Regions from separate parts of the Homo sapiens genome. Here all the other regions are linked to region 2. The links are chromatin loops, found by intact Hi-C in ENCODE. Cell type or tissue: heart right ventricle. All regions are shown on one strand.

Region 1 (8,000 bases), 660 kb after region 2:
CAGTCCCCCGCCTCCCTTAAAAAAAGTCATCCTGTCAATATTGGCTCTTAAGTCACACCCCCATTACCGGTCCACAGTGGCATTTCCCTTCCCCGTGTGCCCCTTTCTATACCCACTCATCTGGGCTTTGGATTGCCCATGATCTCTCCCTGCCTGGAAAAACTCGTGCAAACTTGCCCTTCACCAGGCACGCACGCACGGGTGGGCTTTCCCCAGGAGGGTCGTTTGGCGGCCCCGGGGACCCTCCTGGGCCTGGGAAACCCGGAGTATTTTCCAGCGCTCAGCCTCGGTGCCTCTGTATTATTTCGGTTCAGTCCCAGGGGCCCCGACCCAAGGATAATAAACAATGCCGCTTATTAGAGATACAAACGGGCACAGAAAAGAACCACACGGAAAAGCAAAGCACAGAGGCATTTTAACAAGTGGTTAGGCATTCAGGGCAGCCTGCGAAAGTGACGCAAAATTAAAAACGAAGGGCGTTTCTCTAAGAAAAAAACAGACTTTCACAGAATGCAGATTTTGTTAAAACATGATGGTTGGAACTACGTTTAGTTTGGTTTTGCCTCTGGAGATCAGTCGGAGTTGTTGCTACCTGCCCTTGCCTCGCTGCAAATCGCCACCCCCGCTGCCCCCAATTCCTATAGGGCGAAAGACCTGGGTGGGGTGGGGGGGGAAGTTGGGGGTCTTCTAGCTGTTGGCATGCTCTGATACCGTTATTCCAGATCTCTCAAGAATTGAAAACACGACCTCCTCTTTAGGGAGGGACAACAGGGGCTTTAGGGGGAGATGTATAATATCAGGCGCTGCCAGATGATTCAGAGATACAAAAAAAATTCCTCTTTCTTTTTAAAATGTAAATGCAGATACCTTATGGGCGCTGATCGTGAGAGTGGGGGCTAGGGATTCCTCCCTGGGTGCGGGTGTAACCAATTTCTGGTCTGCCGATGGCCTTGGGAAAGGGCCTCCCATCTGCTTCCAACAACCCCCTTACAATGTCAGAAAATCTTCCTGCCTGCAAATATTGGCACAAAGCTGTTTCGACAGGCGGTGCTGCTTTAAATAGGAAGGAGACCGCGGGGCAAAAGAAAGTCGCGACCTTTCTACCCACTAGACTACCTGCCTCCTATCCCCCAAAGGCCAAGCTTTGGCAAAGGAGACTCGGAGGGAAATCTCCCGTTCTGAGTGGCGTAGGAAATGAATCAGCTGTGTGTTCCAGGAACAAATCTTTAGTTGGTTTTCAGGAGTTGGAGTGCATAAAAAATAGGTATCCCCAGACTAGCTGCTAAGCAGGGAGAGGATCATGTTTGGGCATCTGCACCTCCTATGGTCCAGTCTCCCCACTTTTTTTGGTTGTTGTTAAGATAAAGTTTATGCTGGAAGAAACTTCAGAGGTGCTTTAGCCCAATTCTCTTGGGCAGTGGGTTCCTTCTGACTTTGCCGAAAGTAATTTGTCCAAAGGGCAGCTCTGCTCCTGGATCTGCCTAGGGAGGCCTGGTCTCAACAGCGCCAGCCCTGTGCCCCATACAGAACTCTCATCCTAGGGAGCTGGGCTAGGGCTGGCTGTGTCCGGGCCAGGGATGCCTGGACCTTGAATCACACCCCTTCTGCCTACCAAGGGCATCTCCCCTGTCAGGAAATGATCGTGGTGCCAACTGCACTCAAGGAACACCTCAAACCTTCTTTTCTCACCTCCCATCCTACGCTGATGGCCCTATACTGTTCACACATTGTTTCCTGATTTAATTTCTGTACTTGCTTTAGAACTTATTCAGCTATCTCCAGCCCTTTCTGTCTATCCTAGATGACAACTTCTCCTAGAAAGAGTTTCTGTCTGATGAACTCAAACTTAAGAAGCCTCCCTTGCAAAGACTGTGACTGAATTTTAGAAGGTATCTCAGGCATTTTGGGTGGTGAGCATGTTGTCCTGTCCTTCTCACCATTTTTCAAATCAAGTGGCTTGTGTCTCATTGCTTTACAGATAAAGAAACTGAGGCACAGATTCCTTCCTATGCAGGCCTTTGAAAAGCAGCTACTATGTTTACATAGATTCCAAGGGACTTGACTTACTAAAAGGCATACATGGATCTGAGAGCAGAGTGTGCCACAGACCCCGGGTCTCTTGATTTGAGGTCCCATTTGCCCACAGTTCTGACGGAAGTATATAGCTAACAATAAACTACTGTTGAGTGAGCATCAACTGTGCACCAGACCACGTACCATGCCAGATATGTTACATAAGTCATCTTTGCAGCAACGCTAAAGAGCATCATTAACCCCAATAAAATTTTAAAAATAAAATCATAAAAGGAACACATGCGTAAATCCAGATACTTCAAATAATAGAAAACAGCATAAAATGAAAGTAAAAGTCTCCTACCCTGCTCCGTCTCCTGGAATTACACTGATTTTTTCATTTTTTTTTGGTGATGTATTTGTATATATAATAGATGTTATCATTATTTTATGAGTGTGGAGTTGGGAGGCTCACCACCAAGATAACAAACCATGGCTACCTGTCTCCGGGCTCAGCACTTCCCGGTACTCTACATTAGCTAAGATGAACGTGGAAATAAAGAAGTGAGCGAGGCCACAGGTAAAAAGAAGAGTCGGGTCAGAATTGACATCACCGCTTCTTTTGCACTGTTCCTCCTGCCCCTGCCTGGCTCCTGAGACCACAGGCTCCCTCAGTGTATGTAATCTGATGATCTTCTATGGTGGCTGCATTTCTTCCAGGCCTTGGTGCAATTGGACAAGCAAGTGTTTCCATGCTCTGTCACCCGGGCCCTCAGTGCTGTTTCTACGCTGTACTAGGTCTGGTCCTGAGGCAAGCCTCTAAGCTTTAGATTTCACTGCTTATCTCTCAGCGTTGTTGAGAGGCTCCAATAACAGACAGGGAAAGGACTGTGTAAACTTGGAATCTCTCTATGTAAACATACAGCTGCTTTTCAAAGGCCTGCATAGGAAGGACCCTGTAGCCTTTCCCTCTGGAACAGAGGAGTTTCAGGAGTCTTTGTGAAAGAGTACGTTTTTGACATCTGAGGGTTTGCATTGTGTCCGTTTGTGTCTATAGGGGCAGGGTTAGGAGTATGTCTTAAAGTAGAAGAGGATGCTCATTTATTACTGAATCTTTGGAATCAGGAGACTTTGGCAAGGGTCAAGTGGATTTCTTTCTGCTGGAGGGCACACAGAGGCAAGCTGGTGGGGTTACAAGGAGGCAGTTATCCTGCTTGGGGTGCACCATGGGTTGGTGAGAATGGCAGAGGTATGGTGAAGGTGCTGCAGCCTGTCCCTTTGGGTAGGTAGCTACTACCAAAGGCTGTCCTTAGACTGTAGGGGCAGACAGAGGGTGGTGAGGGATAGGTCCAGGCCGCGTGAGCTTCCCAGACATGTTATTTAATTTGTGATTGTTTTTGTGCGTGGAAAGGGGAGGGATATTAGAGGATAGATGTGACAGTTCTTCTGGGAAGCTGGTCCTGTTCTATAGGGTTCTTCATTCAGGAAGAATAGCCAAAAACATCCTGAGTTCAGAGGCCTGCAAGTGAGAACAAATGGTGGACCACTGCTAGGGTGTCCTTGGCAGAGCGGGGGAGCTCCTGGAGAGGGGTCTCTGAACTGCTGCATCCCTGCACCCTGAGAATCTGAGCATGAGGAGGAAGCAGAAAATGGCTTTAAGGCGAATGAAGGGGGCTGGGGAGTGGGCTGGTTCCAATGAGAGAAACTGAAAGGAGGGAAGTCAGATTTTTCTTGACGGCCCAGTCTGGCTTCATTCTTCAATACCTGTCAGGACAAAGGCTGCTGCGCCCCCTGGTGTCCGACTGGCCGCCGATGCCTGCGAGCTGACGTGGAGACCCGCAGGCGGTGAGACCCGGGGACCAGCTGGAGGAGTCCACGGGTCAGATGCCTTTTCTTCCATTTGCTAAGGGAGTTGAAGTTGAAATAGCCGTTGCTTTGTCCGTTCTAGAGTCCAAATAGAGACTCTAGTGGAGAGCGAGAGGGGTTTTGTCTTTTTTTTTTTTTTTTTTTGCATGCAATTGAGGCTGACAGGACAATGCCTGTTTAGAAGTAGCCTGGTGCAGTGGAAAGTACGCTCATCTGAAAGAAAAGACCTGCATTTTAGGTGGAGAGCTGATCTGGGGCAAATCACTTAAAATGTTCCAACCTCCCCTTCCTTCTCTAAAAACCAAAGGGGTTACAGTAAGATGTCTGTAAGGTGTTGTCTGAACTCTAATGTTGATTGGGATTGATTAAATCACTAATACACCGCACCCTATTTTCTCAGAGCCTTGCAAATTTGACATTATTTTTTCAATCTACAGGCAGGTGCAAATGTTATGTTTCAGCATCATGAGTTCCCTAATTGTGAGCAAAGATTTTAGTGTCTCCTTTCCTTTTAAAAATAAAAAAATAGCTCTTTTGAGCACAGAACCTCCCTCACCACCACCTTTTGTGGAGCCTCCTGCAAGAAAGCTGCAGAGTGAACAGGGCTTCAGTCTCTGCTCTGTTTCTTTTAAAAATAAAGTACTAAAGTATTGTGCTGGAAATTCTGCTACTAAGTGTTACATGTGGTAGGTGTGAATATATGCTTCAATAGTTCCAGGCACAAGACCAAAATCTTCCCCAGAATTAGCAGAGTTTTCAGCTATAATCTGGCTAACATTTTTCTACAAATAGGTACAAAGACCAATTTGAGAGTACGGTCTCTCTAAGGGGCTACATGGTTGGGTTTCCATTGAAATTTAGGGCCATCCCTTGTACAGTCAGGTGAATTTTTAAGTGGGATCAGCCCTGGGGAATAATTATGTAGTCGCTGAGGGTTTTTCTCTCCTAAAATCTCCAAATCTAGTTTCTGAGGTGAGCAGTCAGTTATACCTCATGGCAATTTTTTCCTTCAGCATTGCATTTAAATGGTTATCTCTATGTAATGGGTACTCTGTGTGTGTGTGTGTGTGTGTGTGTGTGTGTGTGTGTAGAAATGGATTGTCCCGTGAAGGATCACTTGAACAGCAACCTTAGCTTTACAGATGTGAAGGGAGTGTGTAGCCCTTGTCCTGTTGTGAACACTGTCACTATTCCTTGTGCGGCAGGGGAGGAGCAGGTCTCTCTAAATGAGAGAAGCGAACCAGAGGAAGAACAGCAGCACAAATGAGATGACCTATAGCAACCGACCCCTGCTTCAGGGATGGGGAGATGCTGTGTGTGTGTGAGCATGTTTGGGTTGGAGTAAGCACAGTGACTTGGAACACTGCACCCCTCCCCAAAGGGAAAAGCTGTGTTACAGGCTGAACTGTGCCACTCCAAAATCACCCTTGATACCTCAGAATGTGACTGTATTTGGAGATAGGGCCTTTAAGGGGGTACTTAAGTTATTATGAAGTGGGCCCTAATCCAGTATGACTGGTGGAGTCCCTGTAAGAAGTGATTAGGACACAGACATGTATAGAGGGAAGACCATATGAAGACGGAGTAGGTAGCCATCTACAAAGAAAGAGGCCTCGGAAGAAACCAACCCTGCTGACAACTTGATCTCAGACTTGAGCCCCTAGAATTGTGAGAAAATAAATTTCTGCTGTTTAAGCCACCCAATCTGCAGTATTTTGTAATGGCAAGCGCAGCAAACCAATACAACAAGATGATACTCTGCACCAGCCCATTATGTACAGCCATTTGGAGATGCAGACCCAGGGTTACCAGATTCTCTATTTGAAGAATCTTTTGCTTTTTAAATATTGGCAGCAGGGCTGGCTTCCTGGGTGTGTGTCCTTTGCAGTCACACGGGATCCCATACTTAGAAGTGCCCCACGTTGGCTTAAATACCCTGCTTGCCTGGCCGGCTGCAGTGGCTCACGCCTGTAATCCCAACACTCTGGGAGGCCGAGGCAGGTGGATCACAAGGTCAGGAGTTCGAGACCATCCTGCCTAACACGGTGAAACCCTGTCTCTACTAAAAATACAAAGAAATTAGCCAGTCGTGGTGGCGGGTGCCTGTAGTCCCAGCTACTCCGGAGGCTGAGGCAGGAGAATGGCATGAACCCGGGAGGCGGAGCTTGCAGTGAGCTGAGATCACGCCACTGCACTGCAGCCTGGGTGACAGAGCGAGACTCCGCCTCAAACAAACAAACAAATAAAAAAAAAAAAAAAAGGCCAATTTGCAATTCTTAAACTTTCAACAACGGGCTTGCATTTTTGCATTGCACTGGTCCCTCACAAACTGTGTGGCCAGTGCTAGCTGACAACTAGTACACGTTTTAAATAATGTGCATATTAAGATTATGGGGTCCCAAACAAAATATGCCTGAGGCTGGGGCAGCGTGAGACACTAGTACGCACTTTTTGTCACTAACTGGATTAAAACTTCCCATTCTCTGGTAGTCACTAGGAGGGAACTTATGGATCCCAGAGGTTTTCTTGAAGTGGGAAAAAGAAAGGCACAGATACTCCCCAGGATGTTATTTCCCAAGATTCCACATGAGCTAGTGTGGCTCGGACCAAGATTTTCTTTTCCCAGGGATGGATACTGAGGATTTCACAATAAGAATATCTTGAGAAAAGGCCCCACACGAGGAACTAGTGTTTGGGGTTGAGGGCTAAGTTTAGCCCTGCATGTGGCTGATGCTGGTGGGCTTTGGGAAGCTGGAGCTGAATATGCTACCCAGAATGGTCAGCAAGGCCCTGAGGGGCAGTGCAGCCCCGTGTAAAAACAGCACCGAGACAGAGCAAGAAACAACAGTGAGAGCAGGACTGATTTCGTCTCCTGTTTTTTGCCTGGGGTTTACGAGCAGGACTCCTCTCTTGCACTCCACCAGTTTCAGGATTATTAAGGGGTCCTCAGCTGGGGTGAGTTAGGAGGGCTGAGCTGGAGAGTAAAACTGGATGGTCTGAGGGTCTGGGTGATCCTGAGCACTTAATTATGAATAATGATACACTTCAGTTTTATAGTGCATGCCATACCAGTGGATTCTAATTTGGAAGGGAAACTTTTGCTCTTGCTGAAAGGAATGTCAGTCACCGGTGAGTGGTCATGGGGCTGTTATGGGGAGATCCTGTTTTTAAGGATATACACTGATTTATAGAAGCTCACTGAAAATATTATAGCGGAATGTTTGGTCAGGAGGTCTGCTTTTCTAGTTCTATTTCTGCTCAGTACTGGCTAACTGAAGAGTGTAAATTTTAAAAGAAGTAATTTCTTATGCACACTGTGCAAAATCCCTCAGGGGAATGAGTGAAAGACTGTTTGAAATGCTCTGAATTTCTTGGAAAAGAGTTGCTGTATAAATTAATATAGGGCCTTCTTTTTCATTGCAGGTCTGCAGGACACACCAAAGAACTCCTCCAAGTCACACAAGGGAGAAAATTAACTTCATTGGCTTCTATCAGGAAAGCTATTTTTTTTTTCCTCTTCTTTCCTGCAAGTTTCCCAAACCCCATGACTCTGATTTCCAGGTCAGAGACTAAGGTTTTATTTTTCTTACTCTGTATACTTTATATGTGGAGAGTCCCTGAAGGAACACTGTGATGGGCTGATTACTGTGAGCCAGTTGTGGGCCAGACCTGGCCTCAGGTGCTGCAAAGGGAATTCAGTCACCCCTGTGCAGTGATCTGTGAGCCCCAAGTCAGATCCAACTTTTTCCTGATAGACAGCACCCTCCTCCTCCCTACCAAGAAATAGCAGGGTTGGAGGTAGTGACCCAATATTCAAGAGGTTTGAAATTCTACATGAGATATTTCTGAGTTAACTCCTAAATAGCAGTTTCCTTAATCATGTGGAAAATAAGAACACTTACTAAAGAGACCATTGGTTTAAGAGAAATGGAAACTTATGTCCACGTAAAAACCTGTAAATGAATGTTCACAGCAGCCTTTTCATAATAGCCAAAAAGGGAAAGCAATCCACACGTCCATCAACCAATGAATGGATAAACTTAACGTGGGATATACGTGTAATGGAATGCTATTTGGTGAAGAAAGAAATGAAATATTAATACATGCGTTAACAAGGATGG
Region 2 (8,000 bases):
TCTTCAGTTAAGCAGATATATATTTAAGTCCATAAAGAACATATATACAAAGTGCCAGGCCCTGTACCAGAGACTAGAGCACCAGGGACAAACAGGACAGACAGCTTTTGATCTCTACCTGAGGGCTGCACAAAGTGCTCTGGGTCAGCACTGGGACTTAGCCATCTCCTTCTGTATTAGTCCATTTTCACACTGATGATAAAGACATACCCAAGACTGGGCAATTTACAAAAGAAAAAGGTTTAATTGGAGTTACAGTTCCATGTGGCTGGGGAAGCCTCACAATCATGGCAGAAGGCAAGGAGGAGCAAGTCACATCTTACATGGATGGCAGCAACCAAAAAGAGCTTGTGCAGGAAAACGCCCCCTTATAATAACCATCAGATCTTGTGATACTTACTGTCATGAGAACAGCATGAAAAAGAACTGCTCCCATGATTCAATTACCTCCCATCAGGTCCCTCCCACAATACGTGTGAATTCAAGATGAGATTTGAGTGGGAATACAGCCAAACCATATCTCCTTTTTTTGGAACAAGTCCTTTCCTTCAGTCAATAACTACATCCTGATTACCTACTATGCTCCAGAAACCCTATTAGGCTCTCTGCAGGGTACAAATAGCTACAGTCTTATCCTCAAACAATATTCAGAATAGCTGTGGAGCCAAGATACACAGAGTCACATGAAAAGATAAGTTAATAATGAAAGGAACTGGTACTTTCTGGCACTCTGGAATGTTCTATGTCTTGATCTAGGTGGTGCTTACACAGGTATCTACATATGTAAAAATTCAATCTACATATTTAAGATTTCTGTACATTTTAAGATTAAAAAGTAAGGCAAGGAATTATTTGTTTTACATGTATATATATCCTCATACAATTCCAAAAATGATTTGAACCTTTTTACAAAGATATGCACAATTACCAGATTGTAAAATAAATAAGGGAGAAAACTGGAGGAAAGAAAAATAAAGACAGGAAATAAAAATAAGCCAAAGTTAATGCTATTACTGCACCCAAGCACCGCCCCCCCAACCCCCGCCAAATACATGACATTAAGTGTCACTTGTTACTTGTGGTGGGCTACAATTCTGGCTCTGAGTCTATGAAAAGAGGGAGATGCCGGGCGCGGTGGCTCACACCTGTAATCCCAGCACTTTGGGAGGCCGAGGTGGGTGGATCACAAGGTCAGGAGATCGAGACCATCCTGGCTAACACAGTGAAACCCCGTCTCTACTAAAAAAAATACAAAAAATTAGCCGGGCATGGTGGTGGATGCCTGTAGTCCCAGCTACTCGGGAGGCTGAGGCAGGAGAATGGCGTGAACCTGGGAGGTGGAGCTTGCAGTGAGCCGAGATCGTGCCACTGCCCTCCAGCCTGGGCTACAGAGCGAGACTCTGTCTCAGAAAAAAAAAAGAGGGAGACATGACTCATGATGATCACAAGATAAAAACAAAATAGCAGCTCAGGAGAAGGCCACCTATTCTTGGTTTTGAGGACTGAGAGACATTTTTCCCCACGGGCCTGCATGAAAAAGACACTGTAAAATATATCAAATCATGTCCCCAATAACATCCATACAATATATTTCACAGTGCTTTTTGCTGGGTTGTTTCTCATAAAGTTTTTTTTTTTTTTTTTAATGTGGGATAGTGGTATAATAGCAGACCACAGTTCAACAAAAGCAATTATACAGGGACTAAAAGGACACAGGCCAGAATATGAAGTGTTATTTGAGTAAAATAGATATTCTCTTAGTTTCAAAGCAGGGGAGTAGAGATGCAATGTAGAGAAATTGAGAAAGCCTTCATTGAAAAGGAGATATTCAGCTGGACCTTGAACAAACATCGGAAGATATCAGATAAACTAACAGGAATGAAGAGGTCACTCAAAGAGGGACAGGTGCAACCAAGAGGTGGAAGAAAGAATATGAAAGAAAATAAGTCATCCAGGCTGGTTTATAATGAAAAAATGGGCAAGAAGACTGAGAAGGTAAGTTGAGACCAGACATTGGAGGTACCATAGGTCAGGCTAAGCAGTTAATTCATCATCTTAGAGATAAACGGTAGAGGGGAGCTGAAGTATTTCAGGCTTCTGGACAGAATAGTATTATGATAAAAGCTATTAATATTTAGGAAGATTCCTCTGACTGTCTTTGGCCAAATAAATTAGAAAAGCAAGTTTTGGGGGGGGTGGGGTGCAAAACAAAAAAGAAAAATTAGAAAAGCAAGAAGGACCCAAGTTAGAAAGCTCTTCCCTAAATTCTCTAGACAATGCCTCTGTGATAGAACTTAGAGGTATCCTATATTTACCTGCACACAGGTTAAGACTGGCTGAAGGTAATTGTTTCTAAGGCCACAATGAAGCCACACCCATAACCACCAGTTAGTTGCCTCTCCTGAGCCATGGTTTAAATTTAGGCTGTGGTTTGAAACAACAACAAAAAACAGCTAAAGAAACCAAGGAGGAAGTTTTGGATCTTTCTCAAAGCAACATGGAAAAGAAGGGAGAGATGGAAAACAAAATATTTTGGAAGGGAGTGGAAAAGATGACCTACTCATGGCACTAAAGGCATACAGGGCAAAGGAATGTGTATGTCTAGAACCAAAGAGCAGGGCTGCTTCTCTGGCGTCTCCAGGGGAAAGGAAAGATGTTATGCAAACCTGTATGAAAGGGGAATCACTTCCTCACATGGCTCAGGCTGTTGTTTACCAGAGTAACATTCGGGCTCCAACTGTCCTTTCTTATAGAGAAAGGCTGTCTCCTGCTGTTTGTGGATCCAAGGCCTGCTGAAAGCTGTTTAGAAGTGCATACCACTCCATGTGCAGCTCCTTCATTCCTTTGCTGTGTTTGCATGCCTCACCGAGCATATTCACTGTCCTATGCCTTGCACAAAACCCTCACGTTCCTTTTTGGAATGCCTCTGTGTCTCTGTGTGTACTTGAATCTCCAGGCCAATGAACATGAGCTTCCTCCTTCTCAGCACCTGAGGAAAGTTTAAACAAATGTAAAGGCATAAAAACCTTTCTTCTGTCCTGATCTAGTTGACTAATAATGTATATATTGTTTTCTGTTTTTGAAAAAACAAGAAAAAAAAAATCTCTCCCTGCCTTTGGAAAAAAGCATGACAAGAGGCTCCACCTGCTGGCCTAGGGGCTTCCAGAAGTTTCAGACCTATTATCTCAGATTGGAAATAACATCCATTCCTACTCTTCCCATTGGTAGTTTTGAAATATAGTGCCATGTCATAGTGTCCATGGACATCACTTGGTTTATGCAGTTCTCCAGCTATTCAAACAGTCTGTAAGCCAAATACTTCTGGTGCCATGAAAAGAGCATTAGACTAAGAGTCAAAAACTCTACAACTCCACCACTTACTATGACAATGACATTGGGAAAATGCTTTTCTCTAATTTTTCAGGTTTTTTTCAACTGTACAACGGGAATTACAAGCCTTTTCCTCTCCATCTTACAGGTTGGTGTTGAGAATCAAATTGAGAACATTAAGGACATGAACAACTTTGTAACTGAAACACCCTGTAGGAACAAACAAGAGCCATGGCTTTTAGCCTAGTGGAGCTTTGCTGTGAAGAACTTTAGGAAATCTCTTCTTGAAAGAAACTTTTCATGTTAGGGTAATTTCTACAAGGTCTTGGATCTTTGCTGACAGAAGGAAATTCTTCAAGTTGCATCCTTAATGTGATTTGCTCTCAATTCATCCTTAGATTGTGATGTTCCTCTACCTCTCCCAGTGTGGGAGTTGGTGGGGATGAAGAAGCCAGGAACTTTGGTAATAAATCAACCCAGAGGGCAGTTCTCCCTCTAAACTTCACATCTCACGTAAGGTAAATGATGAAAAAAAGCCCTTTCGCTTACTTTTGTAATTGGCCCTTTTCCATCCTACTAGCCACATAAATAAGTGGACTGGAAGGGCACCTAGAGATAACATAAAGCAATTCTCACACATGAAGGGCATGGTCTGAGCCTAAGGGACTCATGCAAAGTTAGCCAGCTAGCCAACTGGGCTTACACAGTTTTCAAGCTCACAGATGTCTAGGTCTAAACTTAGCAGAACTTATGAGACTCTGAGTAGCTCTGAGATCGTTACTCACCTTCCTATGACTTTGTTTACTCATTTAAAAATAGATATGGAAAATGATCCTACCTCAAAGGGCCCTAGGGTAGTGTGGGCACAAAAAGTACCTTGCCAAGTTATGACTCTTTATAAATGCGTTTAATTATTATCATTTAATTAGAATTTAGAAGTCTGTATTAAAGCCTAAGTTTTAGGATAGTTTTACATAAATGCAATTAGCTTATTTATATGCATTATGTAAAAAATATATTCATATATATTATAAATACCATATATTATAGAACATATGATATAGATAACATAATATATAACCCATATATATCATATTATAAATATATGTTATATAATATATAATGCATATAATTGTATGCACGTGTATTATAAAATTTTATAGACACTGAAGATATGATTACTATTATGAATATTCTGCTAAAAATTTGAAATAGGAAGCATCTAAATTATTTAAACATTTTAATTAATAAATTTCATTTTGTAGAGCAGTTTTAGGTTCACAGCAAAATTGAGCACAAAGTACAGGGTTTGCATTTACCCTGTCTCCACACTCACACAACTTCCCCTACTGTTACTCTCCTCATAGCACCATCATAATACATTTGTTATGATTGATGAGCCTACATTGACTCATCATCACCCAAAGTCCATGGTTTATATTAGAATTCACTGTTGGTATTGCTCATTCTGTGGGTTTTTGACAACTGTAGAATGACATGTATCTACCATTTTAGTAGCATATCGGATAGTTTCATTGTCCTAAAAATCTGCTGTGCTCTGCCTATTTATCTCTTCCTTCCTCCTAACCTGTGACAACTGCTGATCTTGTTACTGTTTCCAAAGTTTTGCTCTTTCCAAAATTTCATATAGTTGGAATCATACAGTATATGGTCTTTCCAGATTAGTTTCTTTCACTTAGTAATAATCATTTAAGTTTTCTCCATGTCTTTTCAAGGCTTGAAAACTCAATCTTTTTGGTGCATAATATGTCATTGTCTAGATGTACCATCATTTATTGATCTACTCACATACTAAAGGACATCTTGGTTGCTTCCAGCTTTTGACAATTATGAATAAATCTGTTATAATCATCTTGTGCAGGTTTTTGTATGGACAAATCTTTAATTGATTTGGATAAATATCAAGGAGCAAAATTGCTGCATCATGTGGTAAAAGCATGTTTAGTTCTGTAAAATACTGCCAAACTCTCTTTCTAGGTAGCTGTACCATTTTGCATTCCCACCATCAATGAATGCACATTCCTGTTGCTCCACATCTTCACCAGCATTTGATGTTGTCAGTGTTTTGAATTTTGGCCATTCTATTGGGTGTGTATCTCATTGATGTTTTAATCTGCAATTCTCTAATAATAAATGATATTAAGCATCTTTTCACATGCTTACTTACCATCTGTATATCTTCTTCCGTGAGGTGGCTTTTCAGGTCTTTTGCCCATTTTTATTTGGGTTGCTTACTTTCTTATTGTTGAGTTTTAAGAGTTCTTTGTGTATTTTGGATAATAGTCCTTTATCAGAAATGTCTTTTGCAAATATTTCCTTCCAGTCTGTGGCTTGTCTTCTCATGCTCCTGACATTGAGTTTCACAGATCAGAAATTTCCATTTTAATGAAGTCCATATTATCAATTCTTTCTTTTTTTAATTTAATTTTTAAGTTCAGGGGTACATGTATAAGTTTGTGCAGGTACATGTGCAAGTTTGTTTGACTTGTGTCATGGGTTTTTTTTTTGTACAGATTATTTTGTCATGGAGGTATTAAGCCTAGTACCCATTAGTTATTTTTCCTGAACTTTTCCCTTCTCCCGTCCTCCTCCCTCCAATAGGCCCCAGTATGTGTTGTTCCCCTCTAAGTGTCCACGTGTTCTCATCATTTAGCCCCCACTTATATGTAAGAACACCATGGTATTTGGTTTTCTGTTGCTGCATCAGTTTCATAAGGATAATAGCCTCCAACTTCATCAGTGTTTCTGTAAAAAACATAATGTTCTTTTTATGGCTGCATAGTATTCCATGGTGTATATGTACCATATGTTCTTTATCCAGTCTGCCATTGATAGGCATTTAGGTTGATTCCATGTCTTTGGTATTGTGAATAGTGCTGCAATGAACATACACATTCATGGGTCTTTATAATATAATAATTTGTTTTGGGGTGGGTATGTGACCAGTAATAGGATTACCAAGTCAAATGGTATTTCTGAGGAATTGCCACAGTGCTTTCCACAATAGTTGCAGTAATTTACACTTTCACCAACAGTGTATAAGTGTTCCTTTTTCTCTACAACTTCACCAGCATCTGTTATTTTTTACTTTTTAATAATAGTCATTTTGACTGGTGTGAGATGGTTATCTCATTGTGGTTTCAATTTGCATTTCTCTAATGATCAGTGATGTTGAGCTATGTTCCATATGATCACTGGTCACATGTATATATTCTTTTGAAAAGTGTCTATGTCCTTTGCCTGCTTTTTAATAAAGTTGTTTTTTTCTTGTAAATTTATTTAAGTTCCTTATATATTACTGGATATGAGACCTTGTCAGATGCATAGTTTGCAAAAGTTTTCTCCTATTCTGTAGGTTGTCTATTCACTCTGTTGATAGTTTTATTTGCTGTGCAGAAGCTCTTTCATTAAATTAGATCCCATTTGTCATTTTTTTCTTTTGTTGCAATTGCTTTTGGTATCTTTGTCATGAAGCGTTTGCCCATTACTATGTCTAGAATGGTATTGTCCAGGTTGTCTTCCAGGGTTTTTATAGTTTTGGGTTTTACATTTAAGCCTTTAATCCATTTTGAGTTGATTTTTGTATATGGTATAAGGAAGGGGTCCAGCTTCAAACTTCCACATATGGCTAGCTAGTTATCCAGGTGCCATTTATTGAATAGGGAGTCTTTTCCCCATTGCTTGTTTTTCTCAGCATTGTTCAAGACCAGGTGGTTGTAGGTATGTGGCCTTAATTCTGGGCTCTCTATTCTGACTATTGCCGTTGATTTATGTGCCGTTTTTGTACCAGTACAATGCTGTTTTGGTTGCTGTAGCTCTGTATTATAGTTTGAAGTTAGGTAACATGATACCTCCAGCTTTGTTTTTTGCTTAGCAGTGCCTTGGCTATTTAGGCTCTTTTTTGGATCCCTATGAATTTTAAAGTAGTTTTTTTTTAGTTCTGTAAAGAATGTCATTGGTAGTTTGATAGGAACAGCATTGAATCTATAAATTGCTTTGGGCAGTATCATCATTCCAATAATATTGTTTCTTCCTATCCATGATCATGGAAGGTTTTTCCATTTGTTTATGTCATTGCTGATTTCTTTGAGCAATGTTTTGTAGTTCTCATTGTAGCAATCTTTCACCTCCCTGGTTAGCTGTATTCCTAGGTGTTTTATTTTTAGGGGGGTGGGGGGCAATTGTGGATGGGATTGCATTCCTAATATGGCTCTCATCTTGACTATTGTTGGTGTATAGGAATGCCAGTGATACGTTGATTTTGTATCCTAAGACTTTGCTGAAGTTGTTTATCAGCTTAAGGGGCTTTTGGACTGAGACTATGGGGTTTTCTAGATATAGAATCATGTCCTCTGGAAACAGGGATAATTTGACTTCCCCTCTTCTTAATTGGATGCCCTTTATTTCTTTCTCTTGCCTGATTGCCCTGGCCAGGACTTCCAATACTGTGTTGAATAGGAGTGGTGAGAGAAAGCATCCTTGCCTTGTGCCGGTTTTCAAGGGGAATGCCTCCAGCTTTTGCCCATTCATTACGATGTTGGCTGTGGGTTTCCCTTAGATGGCTCTTATTATTTTGAGGTGTGTTTCCTCGATATCTAGTTTATGGAGAGTTTTTAACATGAAGGGGTGTTGAATTTTATTGAAAGCTT
Region 3 (8,000 bases), 230 kb before region 2:
CATAAAGTCTTTGTCTGTAATTAAGATAGACACATAGCTGGTTGATTAAATGATATTGAATGATATTTTCTTTATCCCTGAATCCATCAGGGCTGGGCACTTGTAGAAGGTGAAGAAAAATGTTGATAGATTCAGGTATGCTTTGAATGTAGTAGGAATTTAATATTTATTCACCTAGTATATACAGACCATATATACACATTTAAATATATAATTATTGCACTGCTCAAGAATAATATTGTTTATTTCCTGTTAACATCCATCTAGAAGAAGAAATATTTAAGTCATATAGTAGAGCCTATCATCGATCAGGATTAGCAACCAATGAGGCCAGTGAATCTGACTCATTTTGCTCATTATTATTGCTGTTTATAGTTTGTATTCAAATTCAAAGACCAGATTCCTAATGAGTGGTTAAAGCCTAGGATGGTGCAGTGATATGGTTGGTTTTGGGGATTATATACCAACAGCCTGGATAGCTAGAGTGACCCAAACTAAGCAAAGAACCTTTTCATGTGTCACTGCATTTCATTGTATGACATGATTCTACCACGATATTTTATAGATACAGTGACATGATGCATTAATAGAAACAGAATAGTTATTCTGCAAGATGTATCTTGTCTTGTTGGCTGGACATGTAAACTGAAGATCCTGTAAGTATTCTTAGAGCCATGGACCTACCATAATATTAAGGAGTAAAGAAAAATGAGGTAGAACACACGTTTTCTATTCTCTTACTTTTGATTCTCATATAAGTCAGTGTTGGTGCACTGAAATGGTGGCAGCAGAATCATAAGTTTATTTAAGTTGTAATTATGGAATCTGAAAGCTGGAAGAAAACTTGGAGGTGTCCAGTCAACTTTCCTTATTATAGATGAGAAACTCAGGACCTGGAAACTTTACCCTTTCTTATCTCCGGAAACTAGAGTCTGAAATCCAAGCCACAATTCCTACGGCTTTTGTCTCCTTTATCTGCCCCATTGACTCATTAAGGCCAAATATATGTTATTAAGTAAAAACAAAGTTTATGCATGTTCTTGCTATGTAGCTAATTTATTAAACCTCCAAATTTAACTTCCATCTACTTCCAAACTCCCCAATGCCACCCAATACTCTCTGGTTACCAGAAATTTTAATTATTGTCCATGGCTGAAAATCCTTCCTTCTACAAACATTATAGTGGTCTTAATTTTTCTGGAAATTACCTAAGAATATAGAGGAACCCCAAATAAAGGGGCATTTCTAAAGTTATTCTTAAATTTTTGATTGGCTCCATGAAGATTCTGTGGTGTGTAGACAAAAGCCACTTCTGAATTTTATCCCCTTTTATTCACTTGACTGCTTCTCCAGAATCCATTCTGTTAGAGGAGACTCACCCACACCAAAGAGTCCTGGCCACACTGAGGTAGAGAAGAAGGCTATGAGGCCCTCTGGACCAGATGCACACTGCTCTGGAGTTGGATGTAAGCAACGACGGCTCTGCAATGCAGTGCAACAATGGGACTCATGATGTGTTACAGTGGGTAGTAATGGAGTATTACCCTATGGCTTCTAAATGTGCAATGAGAAGCCACCAACTATTTATGTATCTAATGAGCAAATCACACACACACACACACACACACACACATACACACACACACTTTAATTTTTATTTACTGTAAACTGGTTAGGTTCTTCAAGCACACAGAAAAAATCGAGTCTTAGAAGTATTCAATTTGCAATTTGCTTCTTATTTATTGCCAAAGTGAGCGCAAAACCAACAATAATGAAATGGTAGAGCTCTACTATCCTGCTCTGAGAGTTGCTTTTTTGCACAAGAAGCATTTTCCAGAGTTGTTTTGTATAGGTCCTTGGACACCACTTCAGTGTTAATGGTTCTGAGATGTGGGGGCTTACACTGAAGTAGACTAAATGTCCATGCATTTTGCTTAATATTGAAAAAGATCTTGTGTATGTTTAACTAGAGGGTTGCATTAGTGTTCAGAATGCATATTTTTATCTTCGTCACATCTCAACGGATTCTAATGCTTGTTGGGGGGCACCCCTTAGTCCCTGTGTCACCAAGGAGGGGCTGCCTGGTGAGATTTTCACATGGCATAATTCTGGCAGTACCTCTGGGGATTCCACCATCCGACCCAAGCCTGGTCTCAGAGTTTTCAAAATGTCTCCAATTTTATAAATGCACTTTCAATTAAAGATAGTCATTCCCCAGTAGTTAATTAAGGAAGTTTGTATTTTGTCATTCCCTGCTTGGAACAAGTGAACAGCTCAGTTTCAGCGTGGGAACAGGAGGAAAAAGAGGAATGCAAGAAGGGCTTGTGAGGGTACATCTGCAACTAGAACTGAAGATTGGACAGTTCCCACATAGGCAAATTCTGTTAAGGCAAGTATGTGATCACATGAAATCAAGCAATACTGTTATATTAAAGAATACAAATAAAGAGACTTCTCCAGAGAATATTTTGTTGGGAAATGTAAATAGATAGGGAAAAATAAGTTTAAGTCTTGCAAAATTTTAGGTTTGATTTTCTGGGAATTTGCCACATGATAAAGCCTAACAGAGAATTCTAGATATTATTCTAAAAATATACTGAGTTTACACAGTTTTATTTGCTTTTTGTACTTAAAGGGGGTAATAATACTTATTTATAAAATTCTGAAAGTGAGACATGCTTTCAAGAATTGACAGATTTCAGAAGATAATTGCAAGGGCTATTTGTAAAAGTTCAAGTTTGGCTGAAAGGTCATTGGTTGAGAATTGCATCTTTATGCTGCTTCTTTATAGCATTTATAACTATATAGTATATTGTTTCTATATCTATATATTATATGTAGATATCTTCAAATATGCATCTTATAAGTATATTTTTGCTTAAAAATGCTTAGTAAAGAACTCTAATTTCAAACCCTGAGTATATAAAATGATGCACAATTTCACCAGAATTTCAGAATAAAAAAGGCTCAGATGTTTTTGGAATTAGAATAATCTTTGAAGGAAAATCCCAAGTTTACCATAACCAATAGGAATAAAAACTGCCCTAGGTAGAGAGAGATTCAGCTCTCTGGTAGATTAGCTAGTGGGCTAAATCGCTGGCAAATTAATTTTATATTCCCTAATAATTAGCTTTGTTAATCTTGTGCCCTAAGAGACTTTCTATTCATGGAATCACAAACAGCATTTGTTGTTGAAAAATACTAACACTAGTGAAACCTAACCCAGAAATAGACCCTATTAAAATATGGCTAACTGAGTTTCATGTCAAGGCTAAGTAAAAAATACAGTAAAATAAAATAAAGCCAAATTTGTCTAAGGTGGTGGAATGTGTGGGAGGGCATGGCAGAGTATGAGATGTTTAATTTTCTGGAATAGCATCCTGTATCTCTTCCACCTCCTAAATGGCCACTGTGGAAAGCAATGTCATAGACCCACCATTAACACACCGTCTTGCTGTGTCTCACATCTGATTTGGTCCCCAAATCACCCAGAGAAATCAGCACAGCTGGCAGCTGTTTTTTTTTTTTGTTTGTTTGTTTGTTTGTTTTGAGACAGTCTCACCCTGTTGCCTAGGCTGGAGTGCAATGGCACCATCTCGGCTCACTGCAACCTCTGCCTTCTGGGTTCAAATGAGTCTCCTGCCTCAGCCTCCTGAGTAGCTGGGATTATGCCACCACGCCCATCTAATTTTTGTGTTTTTAGTAGAGACAGGGTTTCACCATGTTGGCAAGGCTGGTCTCGAACTCCTGACCTCGTGATCCACCCGCCTCAGCCTCCCAAAGTGCTGGGATTATAGGCGTGAGCCACCGCGCCCGGCCTGGCAGCTGGTTTTGATTGAGAACTATGGCATTAAAAGCAATAGTAGCAGTCGGCCGCTGCTGATAGTGAACTACCTTTTCCTGTAGAATAGAGAGCTAATTATTTGTCTTGAGATTTCTTCCTCTCTTCAAAGGAAACCACTTTGATTCCTCCAAAGTTGTCAAGCATAAAAGAGCCCTGCCCCCAAATTGGGATTGCCTTTTTTCATTTTCCTCATGTTTTCTGAGATTTTCACTGTTGTTACTCTGGTCTGCATATCCTGTTTTTCTGCTTCTACTCAGACATGCCAATTAAAGAAAGATACAGTTTATTTAAAAAATATGGTCCTAGTATTGACTGTAAAGAGAGCTCTTAAACAGACCTGAACTCTTCATTGGGATTAGCTGAATGTAGTAAGTAAATCCCATGTTGAATGGTGACCTTGTAAAGTCTCCAACAAGCAGGGCTGTATTGAACTTTGCAGCAGCTTAAGTGAAACAAACCTGCTTCTTCCCTGGGGCATAGTCCTGGGGCAGGCTATGTAATGGGCAAGATACCCACTGCAAGAGGCTGCAAGAATGGTCTAATGTATTCATTTCCAAAATGTGGTCCCTAGACCAGCAGTTTCAGTGTCATTTGTTGCACATTCTGAAGCCCCTGACAAATCTGGGTGCTCAGCACACTGTTTCAGCAAGTGCTTCAGGTGTTTCTGATGCATGCTAGCATTAGAGAACCACTAATCTAGTGCATAACAGGCTTTACATCGACACCTGTCTATGTAAGCATAGTTTAGCTTCACTGTAGGGGAAAGACAGCATCTTGAATTGTAAGAAAAGTTGGATGGGCAGATAAGTCAATGGGGAAAAAGCACCCTTATATCTTGACTATGTAAGGACAGCCTGATACTTAGATATTTCTCCTTCTCTTTCTTTTTCTTCCCTACCACACATCTGTCACACACACACACACACACACACACCCCACACACACACCAGTTTACAGATACTGTACCATTCTTTCCATAATTAGTTGTTACTATACATTAGACACCATTGCAGAAATTCAGAATACTGTAATGAACAAAATACACTAAGCCCCTGATGTCATTCTGCTTATAATCTCATAGGGGAGAACTTCGAGCCCATAAGCAAGTGAATACATGCAGTGCAATAATGGGGCCGGGAGTGTAGGGAGTGACAGGGTAGGGATGGGGTGCTATTTTGGATAATGTGGGTAGGGAAGTGTAGATAACTCTTGAGCTCCAGCTCATATCTTCTCAGCTCTTTCTTATTTCATACTTCCCTGCATCAGTCAGATTCACATAGGCATCAACTAACAACACTTCAATTTAGAGTTACCTTGCATCTCCAGTCTCACACCACCTCAGTTTCATTGTACTTTGCATCTCTAGTATGCACAGGGGATTCTCTGCCCTACTGAGAATTATCCGTCGTAGCCATCTTGGTACATGCATGTGCTCACTTGCTCAAGGAGGGTAACATGGCATGGGGCAACCCTTGACCAATTGGAGATGAGGGGCTGGTGGATAAATGCTCCCCTTTTTCTCATCTGGGAAGATTATTCTGGGGAGCATTCTACATGATTCTTGAAGGGAGTCATCTAGACTGAACTCTGGTTACCTACAACAGTGGTCAGATATCATAACGTACCTTGATTTAGATTTTTCTACTTCATCCATGACTTCTTTCCCTGGGATCGAGTCCCTCCCAAACCACTTGAATTCAGGCCTTTTCTTTGGCTGGGCTTTTGGGAGAACCTGGACCAAGACAGTAGCCATCTCTGAAGAGGTGGTATTTTGGTTGAGATGAAAGAGACATGGGGAAGTCATGCACATAGCTTGAGGAAGAGTGTTCCAGACGAGAACAAATGTTGTGAGACAGGAATATGCTTGGCATGCTGAAGGATGAGTGTGCAGGCTGGTGTAGCTTGTGTGGAGTAAGCATGGGGGAAGAATGAACGTGGTAGGGGATACGGTGCAAGAGGAAGCAGGATGCCCGCTCACGCGGGGCCTCAAAGGCCATCAAAGAGATTCTGGCTTTTCCTTTGAGTGAAATGGAAAGAGAATGGGGGATTTTGGGCACAGGAGGGGCATTAATCTGAAAGATGGTTTTAAAGGATCACCCTGGCTCCTCTAGGAGAGCAAGGGTAAAATCAGCAAAACTACTGAGGAGGTTTTTGTAGCAACTCCGGCAACTTGGACTGTGCTGGTAGCAGTGAAGGTGATGAGCTGAGAGAACTAACCGTTGAATTGGATATGGGGTGAAAGAGAGGAATTAAGGATGTATCCAAAACTTTTTTCCATTCATTTTGAATAATTGAAATGAATGGGGTTGCCAGTGAAAGTATTGATGAGAGAATTCCTGAGCAAAATAGAGGAAACCTGATTTTAAGAAAAGAAAACCAAAACATGTTGATTTGTATTCTGGTTTATGAGTAACAGTCTAACAGTTATGACCACTGGAGAGTCAGGCATTATTCTTAGCCTATAAACTAAACAGGGACATTGTCCAGAATAGTGGAAATTAAACAGGCCATCATCTTTTCTGAAGACATAGCAGACGTCAACATGATAGAAGCAAGTTTTAAAATAATATAGTATATAGTTTCAATAATATTTATAATAACCATTTATTACATCAACCACTCTTCTTGAATTATTATAGTTAATCCTTAAAACAATCTGAAAGTTAGGTATATTTATTCTAATTTTATAGATTATAAAATTGGCAAATAGTGTAGCTAAGTAACTTCTCTAAGGTCTCACTGCCTTAAAAAGAACACATCTGTGATTCAAGCCCACATCTTCCTGACTCAACTAATTTTTACTATTGACCACCGGATCTCCTTGTCTTCTTCCCATCTTTTTCATAATGGCCTTCCAAACCTTAACTCCTCAACTTCTGCCAGCTTAGGTGAGGCTGACAGTTTCTTTCTCTCATGGTTTTAACACAGAAATTTATTTCTCTATCCTGTAATAGTGAAATGCAAGAATTCCATAGATTCACAGTAATGAAACCTTGACTCTTTCTGTCTTGTTGCTATGGTAGTGTTTTTTTTTTTTTGTCTTTTGTTTTTTGTTTTTTTTTTTGAGACAGGGTCTTACTCGGTTGCCCAGGCTGGAGTGCAGCGATGTGATCCCAGCTCACTGCAGCCTCAAGTGATCCTCAAGCGTTCCTCCCATCTCAGTCTCCCAAGTAGCTGGGACCACAGGTGTCTGCAACCATGCCTGGCTAATTTTTGCATTTTTGGTAGAAAGGGGTTTCTCCATGTTGCCCACTCTGGTCTTGCACTCCTGAGCTCCAGCGATCCACCTGCCTCGGCCTCACAAAATGCTAGAATTATAGGTGTGAGCCACCGTGCCTGGCTGGTAGTTTCTTTTTAACCACTTTTTTTCCCCACCTTCTCTGCAATAGGACTTTGACCAGGCTTAGTAGATAGATTCAGCATCAGGTGCAAAACTATTCTACCCTAAATATGCCGCTATAAGTAATTATACCAAATTGGTTTTCTTTCACCATTTCACTCATCCCTTCATCACCTACCTCTATACTCTTCTAAGATTATTTTCTCTTTCTTCATTTCAATGCATCTTTCTCTCAAAGGCCTGAATACGAATGGTAAAATCATTTTTGGGGACAAATGTAAATGGCTCTAAAATGGAGCAAAATATACCAGCTGACATGGTGTAGAGACTGTTTTTGACTCAACTTCCTCCCTTTCTTTCCTAGTATTTGCAATGTGGGTCGATTTCCCACATTGGGAAATTGAGTTGAGTCACATGGTGACTCACCTGGTGGGTCAAGGTAGTGCCCTGCATTTGCATCCCATTCAGAAGGCTGGGGGTAAGTCCAGCAAGACCTCTAACCAAAGAAGTTCTGAGGGCAGGCTGGATACTAAGAGGTGCCCACTTATAGGGCGCCATGATTTTAGAGGGAAAATTCAAGTTATAGTCAAGAAGAAGAACCCAAACCAGTCAGAAAGCAGGACCAAGTTCAGGCCTGAAGAACGTAGTGAGCTTGTAAATAGAAGAATGTGTAATAAGGCTATGAGCCAGAATGACCAGAAACACGTGAAGCGTAGTGTGTAGGGTAGGTTAGGACAAGTGGTTCAGACTAAGATTGTGTCTGATCAGAGGGTAATGGAAATCTGTTTTTATGACATGCCAGCTGCTTGGTACAAG

Evidence for each region. Hi-C counts contacts between places; a loop is a spot of excess contacts. Peaks named below come from ENCODE experiments on the same cell type or tissue, not always from the same donor. Only the 100,000 strongest peaks of a DNase experiment are listed, where the experiment ranks them.
Region 1: a loop joins it to region 2, with 2.4 times the contacts of the local background. A loop is called at or near these places in 9 of 110 quality-filtered maps.
Region 3: it touches region 2 in a loop (2.4-fold over the local background); 34 of 110 quality-filtered maps call a loop at or near these places.

What each region holds. Positions count from the first base shown.
Region 1 is chr9:14,349,850-14,357,849 of GRCh38, forward strand. It overlaps NFIB-AS1 (NFIB antisense RNA 1), which reads left to right. Exons shown (of 2, transcript NR_186536.1): 2 at 7,303-8,000. It also overlaps a transcript of NFIB not described here. Among named protein-coding and RNA genes, the nearest start is that of NFIB-AS1, 37 kb to the left of the region's middle. RefSeq lists an enhancer at 5,933-6,432. In heart right ventricle, a CTCF peak has its summit at 3,815 (motif pointing left); DNase peaks (open chromatin) are centred at 1,563 and 3,802; H3K4me3 peaks cover 3,723 bases; H3K27ac peaks cover 7,076 bases.
Region 2 is chr9:13,686,048-13,694,047 of GRCh38, forward strand. No RefSeq gene overlaps it. Among named protein-coding and RNA genes, the nearest start is that of LINC00583, 240 kb to the right of the region's middle. RefSeq lists an enhancer at 2,479-3,019. In heart right ventricle, a CTCF peak has its summit at 3,150 (motif pointing left); no DNase peak of the experiment used is centred here; H3K27ac peaks cover 744 bases.
Region 3 is chr9:13,451,670-13,459,669 of GRCh38, forward strand. All of the region lies in intron 3 of LOC105375977 (a long non-coding RNA gene), which reads left to right. Among named protein-coding and RNA genes, the nearest start is that of LINC01235, 24 kb to the left of the region's middle. In heart right ventricle, no CTCF peak of the experiment used is centred here; no DNase peak of the experiment used is centred here.